Linked DNA regions of Homo sapiens: region 2 is linked to region 1. Evidence: read pairs that join two places in POLR2A ChIA-PET (ENCODE). Cell type or tissue: PC-3. All regions are shown on one strand. Links, peaks and the distances in the headings refer to the core of each region. The heading gives the core; the rest is flanking DNA.

Region 1 (12,016 bases), core at 2,627-10,626:
CTAAAAATACAAAAAAATTTAGCTGGGCGTGGTGGCGGGTGCCTATAGTCCCATCTACTCAGGAGGCTGAGGCAGGAGAATCATTTATACCCGGGAGGTGGAGGTTGCAGTAAGCTGAGATTGCACCACTGCACTCCATCCTGGGCGACAGAGCAAGATGTCATCTCAAAAAAAAACAAAACAAAACAAAAAATACATATAATGAACTTAAGTATTAGTGATTTCCACTATTCATCATTTCACATCATGGTTCATACTCCTTTCAAGATAAAAATTACTTAATATGTAATATATTGTGATAATGTAGATGCTTTTTGCTTCTCAAAACACCAATTAGTAATTAGAGCTTGTCCTTTCTTAAACAGAGCGCTATCAAAACAAATTAAACCTTTTAATAATAATAATTTTAGTATTTACAATTTAAAATAAAAGGATCTCAATAGAATAGTAATATTAATTAAACAACAAACATTCATTATCCAAGTAGGCTAAAGAAAAATTTCTAGTACAAAAAGGATTACAACAAAAGAAAATGTTGCCAGGCTATCTGCTGTTTATAATGAGTGTCGAGAATTCTGCTTTGCCAACAAGCATAAGACTAATTACTTCTAATGTTCTTAAGATGCAGTCACATGCAGAGATAACTATCTAAGAAGTGTGAGATAAAATGCCTGGAACTCCAGCTATTTTAAATTGAATAAGAAAGGAGCACCCTGTATAGTAACAGCAAAAAGACTACAAAGAATTAAACAAAAATGAAGATCTCCACGAAATGACAAAGGATGATTTCCAGGATACAAAGTTAAGTTAAAAAAAAAAAAAAAAAAAAAAGCAAAGTGCAGAACAGTGAACTTTGTACTTTTTTTGTACAAGAAGGAAAAATATGTATTTTCTTTTGCCAAAAAAATAAATCAGGAACAATGAAAATGTTTATCAATAGAGAATGAGTGAAAAGTGAGCTTTCTGAGTATATTTCATAGAACTAACATGATAGTCAAAAAGTAAAATTAATAAGGGAGGAAAAAACCAAACTATAATAGAATACAAACAGATACAAATGAACTAAAATATGTATCAAGCTGGTAACAGAAAAAAATTAATGCTAGCACTTTTAACCAAAAGACCTTGACTGTAGAGCCGTGGTGAGATATATACTGAAGATGAAAGGAGTGTGGAGGGCTGAGCATGGTGGCTCATACCCGTAATCTCAGCACTTTGGGAGGTCCAGCCAGAGGATCGCTTGAGCCCAGGAGTTTCAGACAGCCTGGCCAACACAAGGAGACCCCATCTCTACTAAAAATTAAAAAAAATCAGTCAGGCCTGGTGGCATGTGCCTATAGTCCAGCTACTTGGGAGGCTGAGGTGGGAGGATTGCTTGAGCCCAGTAGGTCAAGGCTACAGTAAGCCATAATCTTGCCACTGCACTCCAACCTGGGTGACAGAGTGAGGAAAAAAAAAAGTGCTGTGACATCTTAAACTACTGTTTAGTGATGGTCATAATACGACATCATAATTTTAAAAACATTTATATGTATATCATAGGGTAATGCAAATAAATATATTAATGGTATGGTGAATCATTAGGAACCAAGATTTTTACTGTAGGGTTAAAATACTGATGCAAAATACAAGAAGTTAAATTTTTTGAAAACAAATGCATGTGATCCAACGTGAATTGCTAGCCACCGGACAGGACTTACTTCTTGGCAATACTGCAGGATGCCTTCCTTGGTATCAATGCAGGTTTTGGTCCCTGATGGATCTGAATCCCACTTCCCATTCTGGACATTCATGTGCATGTTCAGTCTGCCACAGAACATGGCAATCTGGGGTTCAGCCAGCAGGCCAGCATTACCATCAGTGGGTACCTGAAAGAAGAAGCTTCAGTTAGTTATAGTATCCATAGCTCCAAGGCAGAGGCTTGGAGGAAGAACAGGGATAACTATCAAAAAGAGTTCTATTCTTGCTCATTCTCAATTAGGAATCAGCCCGGTCTTCAACACTCCTTTAGATTAAGTGTTATGTATGCTACAGATGTTCTTAGCCACCTATAAGGCAATGCTTTCTTTTATACTAAAACAGAGAAGGAAATTACCAATACCGAAAGGAATTTATTCATGAAAAATTTACACGTTTTCCCATATGAGATTTTGTGGTACCTGCTGAAAGGTTCTGACAACAAAATTACACGTTTTCCTATAATAAATATAATCACTGTGGAGGCTACCGCATTCTTATAATAAACTCCACTGACTCACACAGAGCATGATGCCTGCCAGGCCCTGCCTGATGACCAAGACTGAAAATAATATTTGTGCCACCTCTCAGCACTGAGAGCAAGTATGGCGTTGGTAGTTAGCAAGTGACTGTATTATGATTTTGAACAGAAAAATTCACTGTAGAATTCACCATCCACAAATATAACTGAGTATGTTGGCGATCCCTCCTGGTTTCCCCCAGAATATTCTCTGGTTATCAGTCTCAACTCTTAACAAGTCTGTTAAGAGTGCTGGTGTCTCCTCTCCCAACCATCTGCAAGGAGCCAACATTTTCTCATTTGGAGCTCTACATAGTGCCTGCTGGGTAGTAAGTAAGGGGTCCTAGCTATTACCATTGCAGGCAATAGACCACTTCACAAAATAACTTCATGAAAAAGGGTGCCTTCTGTATTTTCAAACTCTTCTGTGTACAGGCATTACCTTTACAAAAATATTTTTAAAAGAGAAAATGGAAGTCCTGAAATATCTATACCGTGTCACTTAACAGGTTCTGGTATCTCAAAAAGAAAAAAAAATTCAGCAAGAAATGAAAAATATATCCACAGGAGTAAAGGTGTTATTAAACCAATCAATTAGAAGGCATATTAATCATGATAGGCCCTCCCTTGTCAAATCCAGCTGCTGGGGAAATGTGAGACACCCATGCCAAGAAGAATTAACTTCCAGCAGAAGCCATTCGTTCACACACTCAAGAACTGGGTGATTCCACGATAACTTGTATCATTCCTAAAAACTGTCCACAGGAGGAAAAACACCAACTAAAATTGCACTGAGAAATTTTCAGTTAAAGAAATGAAACAGTTTCCAAACATTTCTTCCCACATAAATGTAAAATAAGATACCTCTGGCCATTTTAGTCATTTTTACACATACTTCGTCAAAACCCAACAGAGGACTTAGGTCCTTACAACAAAAAAACAAAACAGGTCTTAGATTGAACCAAGTCATGAGTGCAAAAGCTGCTGGCAAAATCTCTAGAGCCATGTTTTCAAGTAACTTTTCCAATATTTAACGAAATTCTGCCTTTACATTGCCAGATGGTTAAGTCAAAGCAGCCGATGCCAAAATATCCAGATCATCTGCAGAAATAGCTAGAACCCCTCAACTCCATCTGAGCCCCTTGCCACTTCCTGTGACTTCCATGAAACTGGGGGGTCTCATTCTCTGACAGATGCAAAGCAGCAGGCTAAGTAGAATGCTCTATAAATTTAAATTTCACAGCTTTCCTGAGGGATTAAGAGGAAATTCATTGTCTTGATCTTAGAAATCGAAATGCAAATGTTGTCAATCTTACTGAAATAAGTAGTATAGATAATAACACTGCAAAAACATTAAAGAAAGTCAAATAATAATCAGATACCTGTGGATAAGGCCCTACATCAGATGCTATGGAGGGCCCTGCCCGTAAGGAATGTACAATCCACTAATGGAATCGCCATTGTTCCCACAGTACTTTATTCTGTTCACCTTCCGAATTCATTCCTGTCCCAAAGATTTCCAGTCTTGGCAGCATGTTGTTAACTGTACGGAGACACTAATGAGCCTTTACCATAGCTGGTAAATATTCTGTTGAAACAGTCTCCTCCTCTGCCTCAAACTCTCTCTGTACTTTTGTTTATCCACAATCTGTTCATTACAATGTCTAAGGAAAGCGTTCTACCTTCTTGTCAATACAAATGCACTTGATTCCATTTCCTCCCCGCAAGGAGAGGAAATTGACAATTTCTCTCCCCAGGGTAGCCAGCCTCCAAGAAGGCCCCCAATAGTCCCTGCCTCCTGCTATTCATGGACCCTGGGAAACTCCACAATGTATCAGGGTCTGTCTGTGCAACAAATGGAGTACAGCAGAAGTGATGATGGTGTAACTTCCGAGCATGTATATATTAGACTTAAAGATGCTGCAACTCTTTTAAAAACAAACCCTTTGCTACCAGAAAGGTCACTGAAGGGCATGATGATGTGTAACATCCAAAACAAGGTCATGAAGGGCATCACAATTCTTCATTGCTCTCTGGGATCACTCACTGTGAGGGAGGTCATCAGCTGCCATGTTCTGAGACATTTGGTGCTAAAACCAGGAAAGTTTTTGGCAAAATACACTGGATCACCCTACCTGACAAACCAAGTAAATGCTTCATTTTTTTTTCCTCTTTTGACTTAACTTCCTTTGATTTCTTCTATTTTTCACTTTGTCATCCTCCCTGCTTCTTGACTTTACAGCTATTTTAATGTCATCTGTTGGCATATGTGTGTATGCTGACTATCAAAAAGTGGTAATTTTTTAAACATTTTTTTCAAATAAATTTATTATGACCCTATAATTGTCTCATGTTCTTGCCATTTTTTAATGCCATCTGTTGGCATATGTGTGTATGTTGACTACCAAAAAGTGGTAATTTTTAAAACATTTTTTTCAAATAACTTGATTACGGCGCTATAACTGTCTCATGTTGTCTTCATTTTAACAATGAGAGTTTAGACTAGAAAATATATGCTTCAGTTCCTGTCAGGTTTTCCACCAGATGAGATTTAATATTAACTTTAAAAATAAATGTTTGGAGAATCGTGATGATTAACATGCTCTATTTTCTTCAAGTGGAGATCATTTAATAATTTAAACTGCGAATCCTCAATAATAGGGTAAGCTGTTGAATTAGAAATTGTAAAATTGGTTGTGTGTATAGATCTTCTTACATTTGACATTACAAGAGGCCCTTCACAAATAAATATCAACTCACAAAAGCCATGTTTCTCAAGTAAAATTTTTTCCCCCCGAACCAACACCAGATGTGTATATGGAAATCAGAGCAATTAGCTTGGAGATACAAATTGAACCAGAAACCTTCCTATTCTTACTGAAGCCCATCTGCAAACAATTCCATGCTTTCACTACATATGCCTGTCTCCCTGAATTAAAACAAGACAAACAACTCACGGCATCCTCACCTGCATCAAATAACCCATTTATGAAACAAAGCCTGGTTGCTAAGCGCAGCCACTCCCTGGCATTCAGCCAGAAGGAAATGTGGCCACATTAAACATTGCCATCCAAGGGTTAACTCCCTTTTCCTGAGTGAAGCCTCCAAGAAATGACTTAATAAATGATACACAGGGTCCTATTCAGGATCTGTTAATATGGACACTCTTAAAATTGAAATCTTTTAAGATTCAATTTACCTGCCAAATACCTGAAATCTGGCAGGTATTTGCTGCCAGTAAAAAAGCACAGTCTTACAAAGTCATCCTAAAGATAATTATTCCTAATTTTTTAAACATTTTTATTTTCTAAAAGAAAAGAAATATAAATACCTTAGTAGATGGGAAATATAACCACTTAACTACTACATTTTAGTTCTATTTATGTCTTAACACTATTCTAAGGTGAGTTAAGATTACTTTGCAAAAATCTAAGACAACATTTAAAAGATGAGAACTGTGATATAACTGGCCGTTTGTGGTCTATGCTTTTCTAAGACTGAATATGAAGGTAATTCTTGTAAACTGAATGACTTGCCACTGACATCATAAAACTGGAGATGCTTTCCCATGGGAAAACAGTGTTCCTGACAATGAACAAAATAACCAGCTAAAAACAATGAAGCATTCATAAATTGCCTCAAAAGCAAGAGGCTGTTTACCAAGTGCTCTGAACTACAGAGACGTACATATCAAACTTAAAAATGCTACAAGTCTTAAAAACAGAAAGAAAATATTTTTGTTACCAGAAAAAAAATATTTTTGAGCCACAATATAAAGAATACTGAAGTGAAATGGACTTTCCAAAGCAATTTTTAGAAATGGCTTTAAAAGAGGCTTAAGGGGATAACATAAACGAATATAAACATATATACCTAATCTGGACCAGTCTGCAGATGTGAATCTGGAAACCCTACGCCTACAGTTGCTACAATTTTCAATTAAATGCAAAGCCACCTTCTTGAACAAGTTCTCTTGTTGTCCTTTCAAACAGGGTGTTCCCTTTCTCCAAAAAGTTTCTCTCTGTTATCATCTAGGAGATCAAAATTCCTTATAGAGCAGGCTTGGCAGCATTCCTCCCCAACAGGGTCTCAACTAGGAGGGAAAAGTGAACAAGGAGCTCTCTGTTTTGCTAGCTGAGAGGTCCTGTTTGGCAAGGAGAGGGCACAGATCCATAGCTTAGTTGCATCCGTGGATTTATGTAATTTTAAGGTTTCTGGCTAATGAAAGCCATCTGTTTTCTGCATTTGAACCACCCGCTGACTAGTCTAAATAGCTGGCCTCATATAATGAAGTATTTGGTACTTTTTAATCAGTTCAAACTTCTTCGAGTCAGATTCTTGCATAATCTCAGTATTTTTTTTTGGATACACTGTCACACTCCACCACCCAGACTAGAGTGCAGTGGCATGATCTCGGCTCACTGCAACCTCTCCGCCTCCTAGGTTCAAGCTATTCTCCTGCCTCAGCCTCCCAAGTAGCTGGGACTACAGGCCTGTGCCACCACGCCCAGATAATTTTTGTATTTTTAGTAGAGACAGGGTTTCACCATGTTGGCCAGGCTGGTCTCGAACTCCTGGCCTCAAGTGATCCTCCTGCCTCGGCCTCCCAAAATGTTGGGATTACAGGCATGAGCCACTGTGCCCAGCTTTGTAGCGATACTATTTCTATCACATCCATGGTTTCCTGACATAAATACTGGATTCCCTTAACCTGGGCATAATTCAACTATACCCCACAAGAGTGCTTTACATTTTCATATTAAAACATTTAAATTCTCCATTGTCAAATGTAAAGAACTATTTTCTAGAATCATAATCTAGAAAATCTGAGTGAACCCCTTTCAGGGGAATAATTCATCTGTAGGGTTTTCTTTTAAATGCCAAAAAAGTATTTCCAGTGTAAGCGGAACATCTGCAGTTGCTCATTTCATCACTAACAGAGAACTGAAATTAAAATCAGAATCACAAAAGTGGACCATAAGAGGGAGGAAAGGGCACCAGGTAAGGATATGTCCAAGGCCATGGGGTTATAGGGACAGAGAAGGGAATTCAACCTATTCCGTCAAGGGTTCTGTTAATGTGACCGGGCTGTCTCTCAAATTAAAATGGAAAATTGCAATTTTCCAAGGCTTTGCCCCTGTGTGTGTGTGTGCATGTATTTGTGGTGAGCAAAAATAGAGAAGCTATTAAAAAAGAAAAATAAAATGTGATGACTGAAACTGCAAGTGGTTTCTATTTACCCTTGTGGAGAGTTGCCACATCTATTCACAGCCACTATTTGCTACACAATTATTTCAGAGCTTGAGTTTCGGCTTAAAAAATGATTTGCCATGAAAGCGAATAGGAGAAAAACAATTCCTTTCAGAGGAGTAATCTACATATTTCACTCCTGGAAACCTGAAATTCTTTTTGGGTCACTGTTGATCTGGCTTCTAATTACAAGCTATCCTCCCTTGATGTTTTTCACGGCCTCTGTTGATATTAGATTGGTGCAAAAATCGCAATTACTTTTGTGCCAACCTAATACCAAGCTTTTTTACTACTCAAAGGATAGATGTTCTCAAGTTGACCCAAAACTCCTACCCACTCATAAGAAGGCCAGTAAGTCATGCTTGCTGCTGGTGCCCAGTAGGAAATCAAGAGGTCCCTCAATAGGAGTCTTTGTTATTCACTACTCGTGAAATTAATAACCAACATTTGAAGCATGCATTTAGGCAGGACCCAGTAAGAGTGGCATCTACTGCTAGGACTGATATAAATGAATATAAAAGTGGAATTACAAAAAATAGAGCCTTATGCATGGCAAACAAACTCTTAGCCTCAAAAACAGTTTACAATCTAGTCAATGTCCATTTAGTCTTAAAAGGTGAATGTTTTCTTTTAACTTCATATATATACATACACACACACTAACATATATGAAACCATACACATACTATATAGTATGTGATGAAATGAGCGAGATGTAAAAAGTTCATCTCTTTCATTCTGTCTTTACAGTTTTTCTGTGTGTCTTTTGTTTTGTTTCGTTTTCTGAGACAGAGTCTTGCTCAGTCGCCCAGGCTGGAGTGCAGCGGGGTGATCTCGGCTCACCGCAACCTCTGCCTCCTGGGTTCAAGCGATTCTTGTGCTTTAACCTCCTGAGTAGCTGGGACTACAGGCGTGCACCACTACGCCTGGCTAATTTTTGTATTTTTTAGTAGAGACGGGTTTTTGCCATGTTGCCACTCCTGACCTCAAGTGATCTGCCCGCCTCGGCCTCCCAAAGTGCTGGGATTATACGCATGAGCCACAACGCCTGGCCTGTCTTTAAAGTTTTACTGACATGTCTCATACAGTCACCAAAGGGAAAAAAAAATGAAAAAAAAATATATATATAGTATTTGAGATCTTTATCCTATTCTGACTCTCTCAATATTGCCATATCTCATCAGCCTTGACCTTGTGAACATGCAGATAGAAAAAGGGTTAGAGGCAAAAATCAAAGACCTACTAAGGCCTTTGCTCATTATCTCATTTGACTCAGAAAAACCAAGATAAGTCACTTCCACATCTATTTAGATAATCAGAAGGGCTCAAAACCCGCCTAGAGTCTACTCAAGAGTGTTATTCCAAAGCACATGCTTGCTTTTTGACAGAACAAGCCAGCTGGCATTCCTGGTACTAGATGTCAAGCTTTTTTAATTCTTCAATCTTGAATATTATTTTCAAGTAATTTTTCCCCCATGGCAGTACTATTTTGCATGTCTTTGTTACTGGCTTTTAAAAAAATTACTTTTAGAGCAAGTAAAACGGGAAGCAAACCCACAGCTTAAATGTCTAATTTGCATTTCTCAAATTTAAATCACTAGATGTTAATATCTACTAACCTCTGGTAGTTTCCTCTTTAAGAAATCTCTCCTGAAATGCAAACACAAATTTCTCCAAAGTTAGTTCTTTCCTTAAATCTAATGCAGCCAACTGAATCTGCAAAGTAGAAGTCCAAATCTCCCAATGTTCCAACTACTAATGTTTATCAACCCTTACTTTATTTAATGTGTATTTTCTAGTTTTTCAACAGTTGACATATACCTACCTATGTACATATACACATGTATATATACCTGCTATACAGCTACTTGTATGGTATGTAGTGGGAGTGCTAGAATGAACACACACACACACACACACATATACACACAGTTTAAGAGCTCAATTTGCACAAATCTCAAATGCTGGTACTTTGCTAAGATCTCATTCTAGAATTAGTGCATTTAAGTCCATGTTGCTAACAAGGTGGAGGACTTGGTAACTGGGCTCCTCAGAGAGAGTGGTTTGAATGGCATTCACTGAAATAAATTTGATAGTAACAAATAAATGATTTTCCAGTATGGCTTCTACTTGTTCTGACAGCTAGGACAGATTAGCACCCAGCACAGAATACAACAAAGAAAAATCAAAATCTATTATTCCTCTTCATTTTTGGTACAAGAGATATTCTACATATATTCAATTTCTAAATTTCTACTGTTTTATATCAAATGTAGCCAAGCTAAGCCGGGATCAGCTGACCCTTGAGCTTGTGGGCTATAATAAATGGTTATTGTTCTAAGCCACTAAATTTTGGAGTGAGTTTGTGGCTTTGCAGCATTTTTGTGGCAAAAGAAATTAACACAGTCATGTATTTGATAGGAATAACTAAAATACTAAGTGATAGAATCAAGGCATAGATTGTTTCAGAAGGTAGAAACTTTCTCAAGTTGCCTTTTTTTAGGCAGCTGGGAGTACAGGCCCATACCACCATACCTGGCTAATTTTTCTGTAGAGACAAGGTCTCAGTATGTTGCCGAGGCTGGTCTCAACTTCCTGGCCTCAAGTGTTCCTCCTGCCTTGGTCTCCTAAAGTGCTGGGATTACAGAACTGGTCACCATGCCTGGCCATAAATATTTTATATTTAATGTATTATGTAAGGTAGGATCAGTTATGGCTTATGATCTATACACTTTGGGTTGTCCTAGAATTGGAAAGAATCTGAGCAGAGGCAAATAGAATGATACTGTAAACACATGTACTGAAGCTTTTAAGGAGATGGTAATCAATCTTTGCAATCTTTAGATCTGATTGATTTTGTGAGCTTCTTTTCTCCTACATTTTTTAGACCTCTGCAAATGATAAACAATTTGTACAAAGGCATAGTTTTTAAAAAAAATTAAACATATTTTGTTTACACAATATATTTCTAAAAGGAAATATTTCAAATCTGAAAGCAATCTAATGCTATTAAATAGACCCCGTTCCTGCTCATACCTCACATGTGGCTATGTGAATACAAAAATCTTATAATTATACTTCTCCCAGCAAAGGACATGCAAATTTCATCACCAAACATTCATGCTACTGCAATCACACTCCATCAAGCCATATGTGTTGAAATCTGTGTAACAAAAGCAGTGAGGGCTCTTGCCACACGTAGGCTCCCGCCCAGCCCTCTCCGGGAGGTAGGTATGTATGCAGAGAAGAGAGTGGGCTGAGAAATGGAATTCTGGCATGTTGGGTCAAGCAGACTGATCATGTGACACTCGCACTGAGATCCTACCAAATTTCACCATGTGGCAGAGTCAGCACCAAACAAATCCCAAAGTTAAAGCCTCAGTTATCACCTGGGTTTTGCTGCATAGACCTAGCCAAATATGTGTAAGAGTTATGAGCTCTAGACATAATTTATTTTATTGCCCTGAAATAGAGTATCCCCACATAATTTGCAAGTTTAATTGCAATTATATTCCTGGGGGTCACTCCTCATACCTGCACAGTTAGGATATTGCCAGGTTATTCATGGTACCTCACACAACACCTGGCAGTTATACACAGATCCTCATCTTTTTTTTTTGGAGACGGAGTCTCACTCTGTCGCCCAGGCTGGAGTGCAGTAGCGTGATCTCAGCTCACTGCAACCTCCACTTCCCTGGTTCAAGCGATTCTCCTGCCTCAGCCTCCTGAGTAGCTGGGATTACAGGCGCGCGTCACCACACCCGGCTAATTTTTGTATTTTTAGTAGAGATGGGGTTTCATCATGTTGGTCAGGCTGATCTCGAACTCCTGACCTCGTGAGCCACCGCGCCTGGCCTTACAGATCCTCATCTTTTATGCAATATCATATTCATCACTAAATAACGACACAGCATAAAAATGAACTTTTACTTTATCAGTGGTACTTTACAGCACTACAGTGAGTTTTCTAGAGTTTAAGGCTTACGCTAATATGCTTAATGCACAAGTAAGTGCAAACTTAACAGGTTTCTTTCTGGTTCTTTTATTTTTCCCCTCTATTTCTTCTCATTGACCCACTGCAATGTTGACCCACTCGGAACGTAGAGCATGGGCAAAAAAAAGAACCAAGAGACCATTAGAGAAGAGAATAAGTCTTTGAAAAGCTGCAGGTGGGAATATAATGGAAAACAAGATTCCAGAAGAGGTAGTGGGTCTACCATTTAACTAGAACATGCCCAGTAGAGCCATACTGATAAATCTGCATCTTAGAGTTGCTGATATACTTGGACAAGGGGAAAAAGAAGCATATTCCTCTATCCTTTGTCAGCCCAGAAATTTATCCCAACCCTATTTTCCTATACAGTTTCTACCAGCTTTCAGGCGTCAGGCCATTGTAAAACCAACATAGGTGGAGAGGGCAATTCAGGCTAGGATGGGGAGAGGTAGTTAGCGGGATTTCCAGTTCTGGGCTATAGTGAGGGAGTCAGTATACACTGCTGAGTCTGGTAC
Region 2 (12,016 bases), core at 1,620-9,619, 540 kb after region 1:
GAGAATATGCGGCGTTTGGTTTTTTGTTCTTGCGATAGTTTACTGAGAATGATGATTTCCAATTTCATCCATGTCCCTACAAAGGACATGAACCCATCATTTTTTATGGCTGCATAGTATTCCATGGTGTATATGTGCCACATTTTCTTAATCCAGTCTATCATTGTTGGACATTTGGGTTGGTCCCAAGTCTTTGCTATTGTGAATAATGCCGCAATAAACATGTGTGCATGTGTCTTTATAGCAGCATGATTTATAGTCATTTGGGTATATACCCAGTAATGGGATGGCTGGGTCAAATGGTATTTCTAGTTCTAGATCCTTGAGGAATTGCCACACTGTCTTCCACAATGGTTGAACTAGTTTACAGTCCCACCAACAGTGTAAAAGTGTTCCTATTTCTCCACATCCTCTCCAGCACCTGTTGTTTCCTGACTTTTTAATGATCGCCATTCTAACTGGTGTGAGATGGTATCTCATAGTGGTTTTGATTTGCAGTTCTCTGAGGGGTGGGGGGAGGGGGGAGGGATAGCATTGGGAGATATACCTAATGCTAGATGACGAGTTAGTGGGTGCAGCGTACCAGCATGGCACATGTATACATATGTAACTAACCTGCACAATGTGCACATGTACCCTAAAACTTGAAGTATAATAAAAAAAAAAAGTTGCACCTTCTGTACACAATGTTACAAGCTGTTATGCGTTGAATCATGTTCCTCCTTCACTCTGAAATTCATATGTTGGAGTTCTAACCTCTAGGACCTCAGAATGTAACCTTATTTGGAAATAGGTTCATTGCAGATGTAGTTAGTTAAGATAAAGTCATACTGGAGTAGGGTGGGCCCCTAATCCAAGATGACTGTTGCCTTTACAAAAAGGAGAAATTTGGACAAAGACATACACACAGGAAGAATGCCATGGGAAGATGAAGGCAGAGATGGAGATGATACAGCTACAAACCAAGGAATGTCAGGTTGCCTGCAAACCACCAGAAGCTAAGGCAGAGGCAAGGAACAGATTTCCCCTCACAGTCCTCAGAAGAACCAACCTGGCTGACCCTTCATCTTGGACTTCTGACCTCCAGAGCTGTTAGGCCATAAATTTCCGTTGTTTAAGCCTCCAAGTTTGTGGTATAGAATATGTTTGATATGACAGTTTAATATGGCAGCCTCAGGAAATTAATATATATGCAAAAAACCCCAAACAAAATCTCCCAAACAAAAAAACAAAACTGTCATTTGAAAAAGTGATCAGAAACAAATAAATTCATTAGCAGAGCATGCTAGGATTAGGTAAAGCACGAGTAGAACAAATAAGTATGTTAAGAGAGATAGTGACTAAAAAAAGGCTACAGTGGATGAAAAACTTTTTAAGAAATCCTTATTTTTAAAAACTAGGTGTTAAGGTTGCATGATAAAAGCAGTTTAAATTACCTTTGCTTGGCATGGTTTTTTGAATAAAGAGAGCTGTTAAAATATGGCATTGAGATATAAAGGGCATCACTTGAGCAAAAATGTGAAGCACAGAAATATAGTTTATTATTAATTGGGTTTTACTATTAGTATCTTGCATTTTTCTGGCTCAAAGACAGCAAGATACTACATTTCAAAAGGTTTAAACTTAGCTCAAAATAGCTTTAAATTGTAGCAAGAGGAGCTGTGTAATTCAAATTTTCTCTTTGTACTTGTCTCATCTTTAAGACTAATGGAATTGATTGGTGAATTATTATTAAAACATCCTTCAAGTTTGAGGCATTTCCCAGCGAGTTATTCAGAATGCTGATTGTTTTCCTTTTACCAGCTTTCATTTGTACTTTATGGGTCAGTGACTAAAATGTAGGATGCTCTCTAAGTCAGAGTGACTTCAATATAAAAGATGTTAGGGAAGCAAAATTGCATGCCAAGCAAATCTTTATCTTAATTAGCTGCTAGAACATGAAGAGTTTGCTTCTGTGCCTAAAACATATTACAGCTGCCTACTTATGTGAAGCCTTTATTGCACCACCCAACACAGATTTTTTTCCCCATAATCACTGAGATTTGAAATTTTAAAGGAGAAAAATAAATTCTTTTCTTGGATGCAGTATATTCTGCCGAAGAGTGAAGAAGCACGAACATTTCCAGTAGAACAAGATTTTCCTGCTTTTAAAAATACTACATTAAAGCTGAAAATTTAGGCCAAAATTTTCAAGTGGTAATAGTTACAGGCAATTCATCTTTCTGGTCAGAAAAGGGTGTTACTGCAGCTATTTCTGCCTGAAACTGGGTGGCACTACTACTTTTTTTTTTTTTTTTTTAACTGAGCAGACATTTTCCTTACACTAAAATTGAGAAAAAGAGAAATTTCTAAATTTCCATTGAACAGTTCCTTGCACATCATTTTAACTCTGTGAGACAGTGTCACATCGAAACGACACACTACATCACGAAGCTTTTCTAAATGACGGAGGTGGCTTGCAGCTGCTGACCTCACTTCTCTTGGACTTGGCAGCAATCCACACTGCCTTGATCATGGCAGTGAAAATAAGATAGTATTCAGTATTATTTGTCCAAATCTGGCGTATCATTGCTTGTGGATACATGAATGATCTTGGGACTTGAAAACATTGCTGATGGAAACTCAAACAAGATAAAGGGCTAATGACATTGATAGGAAACATAAGAAGAAAGTTATTCCATGACTTCATAAGAGTTGTCAGAATTTATTATGCATGTAACTACAGGGGAAGTGCAAAGAGAAGTTGTTTCAGAAATTGATGTAAGGGTAGGACAATACATTGTGCAAGTTGACTCTCAATGAGACTATTTGTAGCATCCCACTTTTGGAATGCCATATTCTAGAGCTCAAATTGGACTGAAAGATCTGTCCTGGTGTGCCTGCCCTGTTGTTTCACATGGTTACGATTTTCAGGTGTAGTGATTGTGTGGATTATTTTCTATTTAATCCTTCTAGACCCACTTTTTACCCATTCCCATCCTGCTTTATGTCCCAGCATGCTGCTACATCATGGATTTCTTATCCTCTGGATTCTGGAGCAGAAGATGGAAGAGTGAGATTAAGATTGACAGTTGACCCTTGAACAACACAGATTTGAAGGGTGCAGGTCTCTGTCCACTTATATGTGGATATTTTTCTTTTTGTATATATTTTTTATTATACTTTAAGTTCTAGGGTACACGTGCACAACGTGCAGTTTTGTTACATATGTATACATGTGCCATGTTGGTTTGCTGCACCCATTAACTCGTCATTTATATTAGGTATATCTCCTAATGCTATCCCTCCCCCCTCCCCCCACCCCACAACAGGCCCTGGTGTGTGATGTTCCCTTTCCTGTGTCCAAGTGTTCTCATTGTTCAATTCTCACCTATGAGTGAGAACGTGCAGTGTTTGGTTTTTTGTCCTTGTGATAGTTTGCTGAGAATGATGGTTTCCAACTTCATCCATATCCCTACAAAGGACATGAACTCATTTTTTATGGCTGCATAGTATTCCATGGTGTATATGTGCCACATTTTCTTAATCCAGTCTATCATTGTTGGACATTGGGTTGGATCCAAGTCTTTGCTATTGTGAATAGTGCCACAGTAAACATACGTGTGCGTGTGTCTTTATAGCAGCATGATTTATAATCCTTTGGGTACATACCCAGTAATGGGATTGCTGGGTCAAATGGTATTTCTAGTTCTAGATCCCTGAGGAATCGACACACTGTCTTCCACATTGATTGAACTAGTTTACAGTCCCACCAAGAGTGTAAAAGTGTTCCTATTTCTCTACATCCTCTCCAGCACCTGTTGTTTCCTGACATTTTAATGATCGCCACTCTAACTGGTGTGAGATGGTATCTCATTGTGGTTTTGATTTGCATTTCTCTGATGGCCAGTGATGATGAGCATTTTTTCATGTGTCTGTTGGCTGCATAAATGTCTTCTTTTGAGAAGTGTCTCTTTCAAACAAATTTACAAGAAAAAAACAAACAACCCCATCAACAGGTGGGTGAAGGATATGAACAGACACTTCTCAAAAGAAGACATATGTGGATAGTTTTCAATAAATACATTGGAAATTTTTTGGAGATTTATGACAATTTGAAAAAACAGATGAACTGCATGGCCTGCAAATATGGAAAAAAATAAGATAATTTTGTCATAGCTACATAAAATGACATAAAATATTTTAGAAATTAGTCTGTTTTATTATTTGCTACAATAAAATATACACAAATCTATTATAAAAAGTTGAAATTTATTAAAACATATGTGCACAAACACAGACCATACATGATGCCATTTGCAATGGAAAGAAATATAAACAATTCTAAAAATGCAGTATTAAAACTGCATAACGTTAACTGTAGTACATACTGTACTATTGTAATAATTTTGTAGCCACCTCCTGTTGTTATTGCGGTGAGCTCATGTGTTGAAAGTAATTGCTTAAAATGCCATGTGACGCTAATCATCTCTGCGTGAGCAGTTCATCTCTCCAGTAAATTGTGTATCACAGTAAAAAGTGACTTGCAATTCTCACGTATTTTTCATCATGAATAACACCATGGGATCTATATGAAGTGCCACGAGTGATGCCAAAAGTGCTCTCAAGAAGCAGACAAAAGTCATGACATTACAAGAAAAAGTTGAATTTCTTGATAGGTACCACAGATTGAGGTCTGCATCTGTGGTAGCCACCATTTCAAGATAAATCAGTTCAATGTAAGGACCATTGTAAAAAGAAAAAGAAAAAGAAATTTGTGAAGCTGTTGCTGCAGCTATGCTAGCAGCAAGAAAACCTTACATTTCTGGGGAAATACCTTTTTATCTCGTATTGAGAATGCAGCTTTCACATGGGAGCAGGATTGCTATAAGAAAGGCGTATCTATAGATCCTAACATGATTCAAGAAAAAGCAAAAAATATTATATGACATCTTAAAGCAAATGGAAGGTGGAGAGTCTAAAGCTTAAGAATTTAATGCCAGCAAAAGATGGCTTGATAATCTCAGAAAGAGGCTTGGGTTTTCAAATTTCCAGAAAACAGGAAAAGTATCTTTTGCTGACCAAGAGGCAGCAAACAAGTTCCTAGATGACATTAAGAAAATCATTGAAGAGAAAGGCTATTTTCCTGAACAGATTTCTATTGCAGATGAAAGTGCCCTATTCCAAAAATAAAATGACACAAAAGACATTTATTAGTAAGGAAGAGAAGTGAGCACCAGGTTTTAAGGTAGGAAGTGATGGGCTAACTCTACTGTTTTGCACAAATACAGTCAGTTTTATACTGAGGGCCCCTCTTTCTATAAAGCTTCTAACCCCTGAGGCTTAAAGAGAAAAGATAAACAGCAGATGTCAGTTCTTTTGGTTGTACAACAAGAAGGTTTGGACAACAAGAACACTTTTTTCTGGATTTGTCCCATTGTTGCTTTGTCCCTGAAGTCAGGAACTACCTTTGCCAGTAAGAGACTGCCTTTTAAAGTTCTTTTGATATGGGACAATGCCCTGGACAATGGCCCAAACCCAGTGAGTTCAATGCTGAAGGCTTTGAAGCAGTCTGCTTGCCCCCAAACACAACATTCCAACTCAGCTTCTATATCAGGGGGTCATAAGAACCTGTGAAGGCTCATCACACATGGTACTGTATGGAAATGATCATCAATACTATCAAAGAGAACTCTGATAGAACATCATGGAAGTCTGGAGGAACCACACCATTGAAGATTTCATTGTTGTTATAGAAAAAGCTGTGAAAGCCATGAAGCTTAAAACAATACATTCCTTCTGAAGAAAACTGTGTCCAGATGTTGTATGTGAATTCACAGGAGCCAATCAAAGAAATTATGACAGATATTGTAGATATGGCAAATAAGGTGAGAGTGAAAGGTTTTCAGATATAGATATTGAAGATATTCAAGAGCTAATAGACATCACACCAGAGGAATTAACAGAAGATGATTTGATGGAGATAAGTGTTTCCAAATCAGTGCCAGATGATGAGGAAGAAGACATAGAAGATGCAATGCCAGAAAACAAATTGACATTAGAAAAGATGGCAATTGGATTCTGATTATTTAAGACTACTTCTGACGTCTTCAATAGCATGAACCCTTCTATGATACAGGCATTGGAGCTAAAGCAAATGATAGAAGGATTGGAACTGTATAGAATCATTTTTAAAGAAATGAAAACTCAAAACGTCAGAGAGAAATCACAACATACTTCCGTAAAGTCACACCGACTGTGCCTGCCTCTCCTGCCTTCCCTTCTACCTCCTCCACCTCTGCTACTCTTGAGACAGCAAGATCAACCCCTTCTCTTCTTTCTCCTCAGCCTCCTCAATGTGAAGACTATGAAGATGAAGACCTTTATGATGATCACTGCCACTTAATAACTGGGAAATGTTATGATTTTCTTAATAACATTTTCTTTTCTCTAGCTTGCTTTATTGTAAGAATGCAGTATATAATACACACAACATACAAAATATGTGTTATGGACTGTTTATGCTATTGGTGTGGCTTCTGATCAACAGTAGCCTGTGAGTAGTTACATTTTTGGGGAGTCAAAAGTTATAACTGGATTTTTGACTACACAGAGGGTCAGGCTTCCAACTTTTGTGTTGTTCAAGGGTCAAGTGTACATATTGCTCAGGCTCCCTCCCTGAGTGTTGGCTGCCTTCCTCTACATGAGGCCAGTTTCTCTCCAAAAGCTCTCTTCAGACAGATACCTTTTTCAAGTTCCAGTCACTGGCTTCCTACTTTTCCTTACCTGGCTTACGGGTAACAACTCACTGCGGTTGCTAGTCCCAGTTTCAACAACAAACTTGTTAGTTTACCTAAACCCTGTCTACACCTTTGTAAGTTACCCTTTTATTACACTTTCTTCAAATTACTCAGTTTGTGCATGTCATCTTTTCCTGCCAGGACCCTGGCTGATATACAAACTAAACCTATGTTTTGGATATGTGTCTATAAAGCACATACTTACAAGTAGTTGTGTATTGTATTAGTATAAATACAAGGATTCCATGATTTTTAAATATGTGGAAATGTGACTGTTTGATGTGGAGATACTTCATGGATCTTTGAACACTTGATTATTGCAGAAAGGAGCTGAGCTGATATTGTTCACATTTTCCCTAATTAGCAGAGATATATCTCAAAAAGATTGGGATGATAGGCTTACTTTGTGGTTCCATTTCTGCAACTGCTTCCTGGAGTTATGCAATCATAGTAGAGTAAGTGTTTAAAAAGATGATTTACCATATAAATATGTAACAATTTTACAAGTTTTAAAGATGGAAGATGAGAAGGGTGCATATGTGTGTGTGTGTGTGTGTGTGTGTGTGTGTAGGCATGACAGACAAGGTTATAGTTTAAAAGCCAGTTATTGGTATGAAAACATAAACAATTATAGTAATATGCAGATACATGCTTTGCTTGTGTTTGACATCTTGACCAAAATATTTTTCAGTTCCTGATGCTATGAGAACAGATTAGATCATCTGAGCACAAAGTGAAAAGGTGTAAGGCTTACTTCTCCCTAACTCATTAGCAAACATGGTAACTTGTTAGACAAAAAGAAAAAATACAAAATTCACAAAACACATTAAAAAGAATGTTTTTGAGAAAGCAAAGTACTACCAAGAGCATTATCAAGATGTCAGTAAGTGGAAAAATATGATGCTCAAAAGAAAAATTGTAAGTTCTATACTACTCTAAGTAAGGCAACAGGTAAAACTTTTTTTTAAAGAAGGGGTGATTCCATAACTGGTTAAGCAGTAGTACTACATGATACATGGAACAATAAGGGCAATTTGATAGGTGGAAAAAGGCTAATTCTGATCTCTCAAGAAAGAAAGGACTATAGTTATTGATGATTTTCTGAAGAATGGTGGAAAATGGGCTAAACATTCTTAATAGATGACCCATATTCTCACTGTAAGTATCTGATATGTCACAAGAAACTTTCGAGATCTAACAAACTCATGACAATCTCCACGTCTACTGATTGATGTGGAAGCAAGTACTATGATGAGAATAATGTGAAATATTAAGGAAACTGAAATCTTGTGCAAACAACTGAAGACTTGGGCCACAAGGAATTGAAAGGAGTTAGCCAGCTTGCTTTAGGCAGACAGCAAGGGAAGGGTCCCTGGAGAACCTCTGACCCGCCCCACAAATGCTTACACCAGATGTTTTATGCAGATAAGGAAACTTGCACAGAGGGCTTGCCTAAACATGCCCACAGCTGACTAAGGGCTCACATGTGCACTAGGGGAATGGGGTGGAGCCACAAGAAATTCACACCTTATACAAATAGGGAATCCAGCCCCATTAGCATATATATTCATGCTGCTGATAAAGACATACCCAAGACTGGGAAGCAAAATAGGTTTAATGGACTCACAGTTCCACATGGCTGGGGAGGCCTCACAATCATGGCAGAAGGTGAGAAAGACACTTTTTACATGGCAGCAGCAAGAGAGAATGACAGTGAAGTGAAAATGGAAAGTCCTTATAAAACCATCAGATCTTGTGAGACTTATTCACTACCACGAGAACAGTAAGGAGGGAACAGCCCCATGATTCAATTATCTCCCACTGGATTCTTCTCATAACGTGTGGGAATTATGGGAGCTACAATTCAAGATGAGATTTGGAACGTGGAGCCAAACCATATCAAGAGGCTTTGTATTCAACTGGGAGGGGGCAACCGACGACCTGCTTTCAGAACCCCTCTCTTTGCTGATAACTTTCCTTTTGCTTAATAAATTATACTCCACTCACTCTTCAACTGTCTGCATGCCTAAATCTTCCTGGTCATGAGACAAGAACTTGGACCTAGCTGAGCTAAGGAGTAAAAAATTCTGCATTAGAATCTTTAAACTTTATTTGATCTCTCATGGAAAAAAAGAAATTCTATCAGGTTTACATAAGGAATGTAATTTGATTTTGTGGTCTATGATTGATGATTCTAACCTGAGTGTCTTTTGCATGGGGTGGCCCCTCTCATGGATTCTGGGAAGAATGTTTTTCATAGGAAATGTACTTCCCTGATCAAAAGAACTTTTGAAATAAAATATGACAGAAAATAAACGTCATTAAAAAATAAACAAAAATACACCCAAACATGAACATAGAGCCTTTTAAAAGCAACAGCTAAGACATAAAAAACAACTGTATGATTTGGCTATGGTGTTGTATGCTTGTCATCCCAGATACTCAGGAAGCTGAGGTCGTGTTACTGAAACATAAGTGATTTGGTCTAGGTCCTGCTGTTTAGTGCACAGAAAGCCAATCACTGAGACAATGAGTATTGCCAGGGAAGAAAGCTTTATTTGGAGGCTATGGCTGAAGAACTGGGAAATCAGCCTCAAATCCATCTCTTTGATCCACAAATATTAGGGAGTTATGCAGCAGGGAAGAAATGTAACTACATGCACGTAAATATGAAGTAGGGGTAAGAAAGAAGAGTTGGTCAACAGGAAGCAGGTGGTCAGTAAGGCAGTCATGATGGGTGAGGGGTCTGGTGTCTTATTGTTCAGATTCGGTTATTTGGTAAATTTCAGTTCTTTGATACTATCAGGGAACTTGAGGCTTAACGGTTGATTTCCTGAGATAAGAACTCAGATAAGACAAATGTAACTTTCTCAAGTTTCAAGATTGGGAGAGTCAATTTCTATGTTTATTCAAAAGAAACCGTAAACATCAGTTCTATGAGACAACTGAGCCAGTTTCAGTACCCCCCAACCCTTTCTAATAAATCAATATTTATCAATTCCTCAATCATTGTGAATCTGGTTGTCTGTCTTTCTGGTTGCTGCATGCTGAGGGATGGTGTTGTGGGCAGCTCCATACCATGGGTGACCATGTGGCCACCCAGGAATAAAAGGTTAACCTAATTTTATTTTTTTTTCTTGAAACACAATCATTTTCTCTCCAGTTCCCCACTTTGATCGAAGACAAATCACAGCAGGACCAATCTACCTGCAGAATAAGCTTCAGTCCCACGATACTTGGCCTGATTCCTCACACAAACTGCAGCAAGAATCATTGTCCATATCGGCTCTCCTAAATTGGCTTTGTTGGAACCTCTAACAAAACTATTTCAGTCAAAGCTCTGGGAAAATAAGGAGTTTATCCAACTGTGCTCTGTTATAAAAGAAAACAGATTCTTATTGAATTTATGCAAACAACCACATTGCTCTGAATAAAGAATATTCAGTTTGTGAATTCCAGAGAAATTAAGCAGAGAGAGTGAAATATTTCTCAAATTCTGTATACTTTATTCAATTGTTAAAGGATATAAGTAGCTCAAAGATAAAAAAAAGTTCTCTGGATTCCTGAAAAACAAAACAAAAAGAATCACAAATGTTCAAATAAAAAGCCCATAAATTATTCCAGTCCTCCATCACTTGTTCATGCAATTAATACCTACTTTGCTTCATATTGGGTTAGTAATTTTCATGAGCACATCAGCCTTTTTATTAGAGTCATGGAGGTTTTTCTCTAGTTCAATGGTACCATGTCCAAAGTTATCAGAAACCTACAATTAAGAGTCCTTTTCATGAACTCCCCCCAAAGAGCAAGCTGTAGATTGTAGCTGATTATAAGCTACTTTTTGGGGAAAAAAAGCAAAAACAATTGTGGATGACAAGTCTAAGGACAGACACACTTGTCCAAAAATGGTTATTTTTGTGGCATACCAAAATTTAATATAATCGACCAGGTGCAGTGCTCAAACCTGTAATCCTAGCACTTCAGGAGACCAAGGAAGGCAGATCGCTTGAGCTCGTTCAAAACCAGCCTGGGCAATATGGTGAAACTCAGTCTCTATAAAAAATAGTGATAAATTAGCAGAGAGTGGTGGGCACACACCTGTAGTCCCAGACACTCAGGAAGCGGAGGTGGGAGGATTGCCTGAGCCTGGGAGGTGGAGGTTGCAGTGAGCCAAAATTTTACCACAGCATTCCAGCCCAGTTGACTGAGTGAGACCCTGTCTCAAAAACAAAAAAATCACAATAATCATGATTATTTCTGACAGCATATATTGACATATCAGAATTTTAAGAATCTTATACAATCCTGGAACACATATTTACAACACAGCTATATAAACATAACCCAAATAAAGTTAAACACTATCTCACATTTGAAATTAGTTTGACCATAAAGTAAGGTTTTTACGAACCTTTTATAAGCTTTTACAGTTTTTTTAAATTAAAGATTAGGTCATTGCTTGAAGAGAACCCTATTATTCTGACACAGGGGCCCAGACCCAGAGGCTGGCTTTGCATCAGTGTGCTTTTGGTATTAATTTTTAAGTTCTAGAAAAACTCGAAACTAATCTTATTCCTTAACTAATTGTTCCTTACCATCTCACATGCCCACCTCTTCTGCAATAATCTCTGGGCCTATAGAAATTGAAGTTTTAATTTCTCAATTTAACACAAGTTCCAACCCATTGTATTAAAGTGGTTAAGTGACTCCTTGCGTGTATCTAATTACTAGCATTCTATTGACAGAACTGTGATCAAAGGCATCAAAAATGCGATAGTTTCTACATTAAACTTATCAATCTGCCAGTGTATTTCTTTACAATGTTTCTTAATTTGCCTTCATAAAAAAATTAACTTTCTATCATTTAAAAAATGGTAAATGCAAATATCAGTTTTGGAAATTCAGTATGAGGGCAAATAATCTCCTTTCACCTAAATATTATAAAACAAAGCAAGGACAAAGTAAGAAGCAGCACGCAATAATTTCTTTTCAGCTATTTTAAAAGAGTATTATCATACATTTCCAAGACTGGTTTTTAGATGCAGTACAGATAACTGATTGGTAAGTTTCGCCACTGGAATCTTCAAACCAGTGCAACACTTGTACATATTTTGTTTTCAACTACACACATGAAGCAGTGATAAATAGCTTGGGATCAAAAATAACTAGAAAATTTCACTCCTTTTATTACTACTTAATCCAAGTGAATGTCACTTAATTATAATAATGGTAAACAC

The links. Peaks named below come from ENCODE experiments on the same cell type or tissue, not always from the same donor. Only the 100,000 strongest peaks of a DNase experiment are listed, where the experiment ranks them.
Region 2: POLR2A ChIA-PET joins it to region 1 with 5 read pairs; 2 of 35 experiments call an interaction of 5 or more read pairs at or near these places.

What each region holds. Positions count from the first base shown.
Region 1 is chr21:26,110,279-26,122,294 of GRCh38, forward strand. It overlaps APP (amyloid beta precursor protein), which reads right to left. Exons shown (of 18, transcript NM_000484.4): 2 at 1,701-1,868. Among named protein-coding and RNA genes, the nearest start is that of APP, 54 kb to the right of the region's middle. In PC-3, for the core only: no CTCF peak of the experiment used is centred there; DNase peaks (open chromatin) are centred at 5,813 and 6,343; H3K4me3 peaks cover 456 bases; H3K27ac peaks cover 3,823 bases.
Region 2 is chr21:26,651,164-26,663,179 of GRCh38, forward strand. No RefSeq gene overlaps it. Among named protein-coding and RNA genes, the nearest start is that of CYYR1, 84 kb to the left of the region's middle. In PC-3, for the core only: no CTCF peak of the experiment used is centred there; no DNase peak of the experiment used is centred there.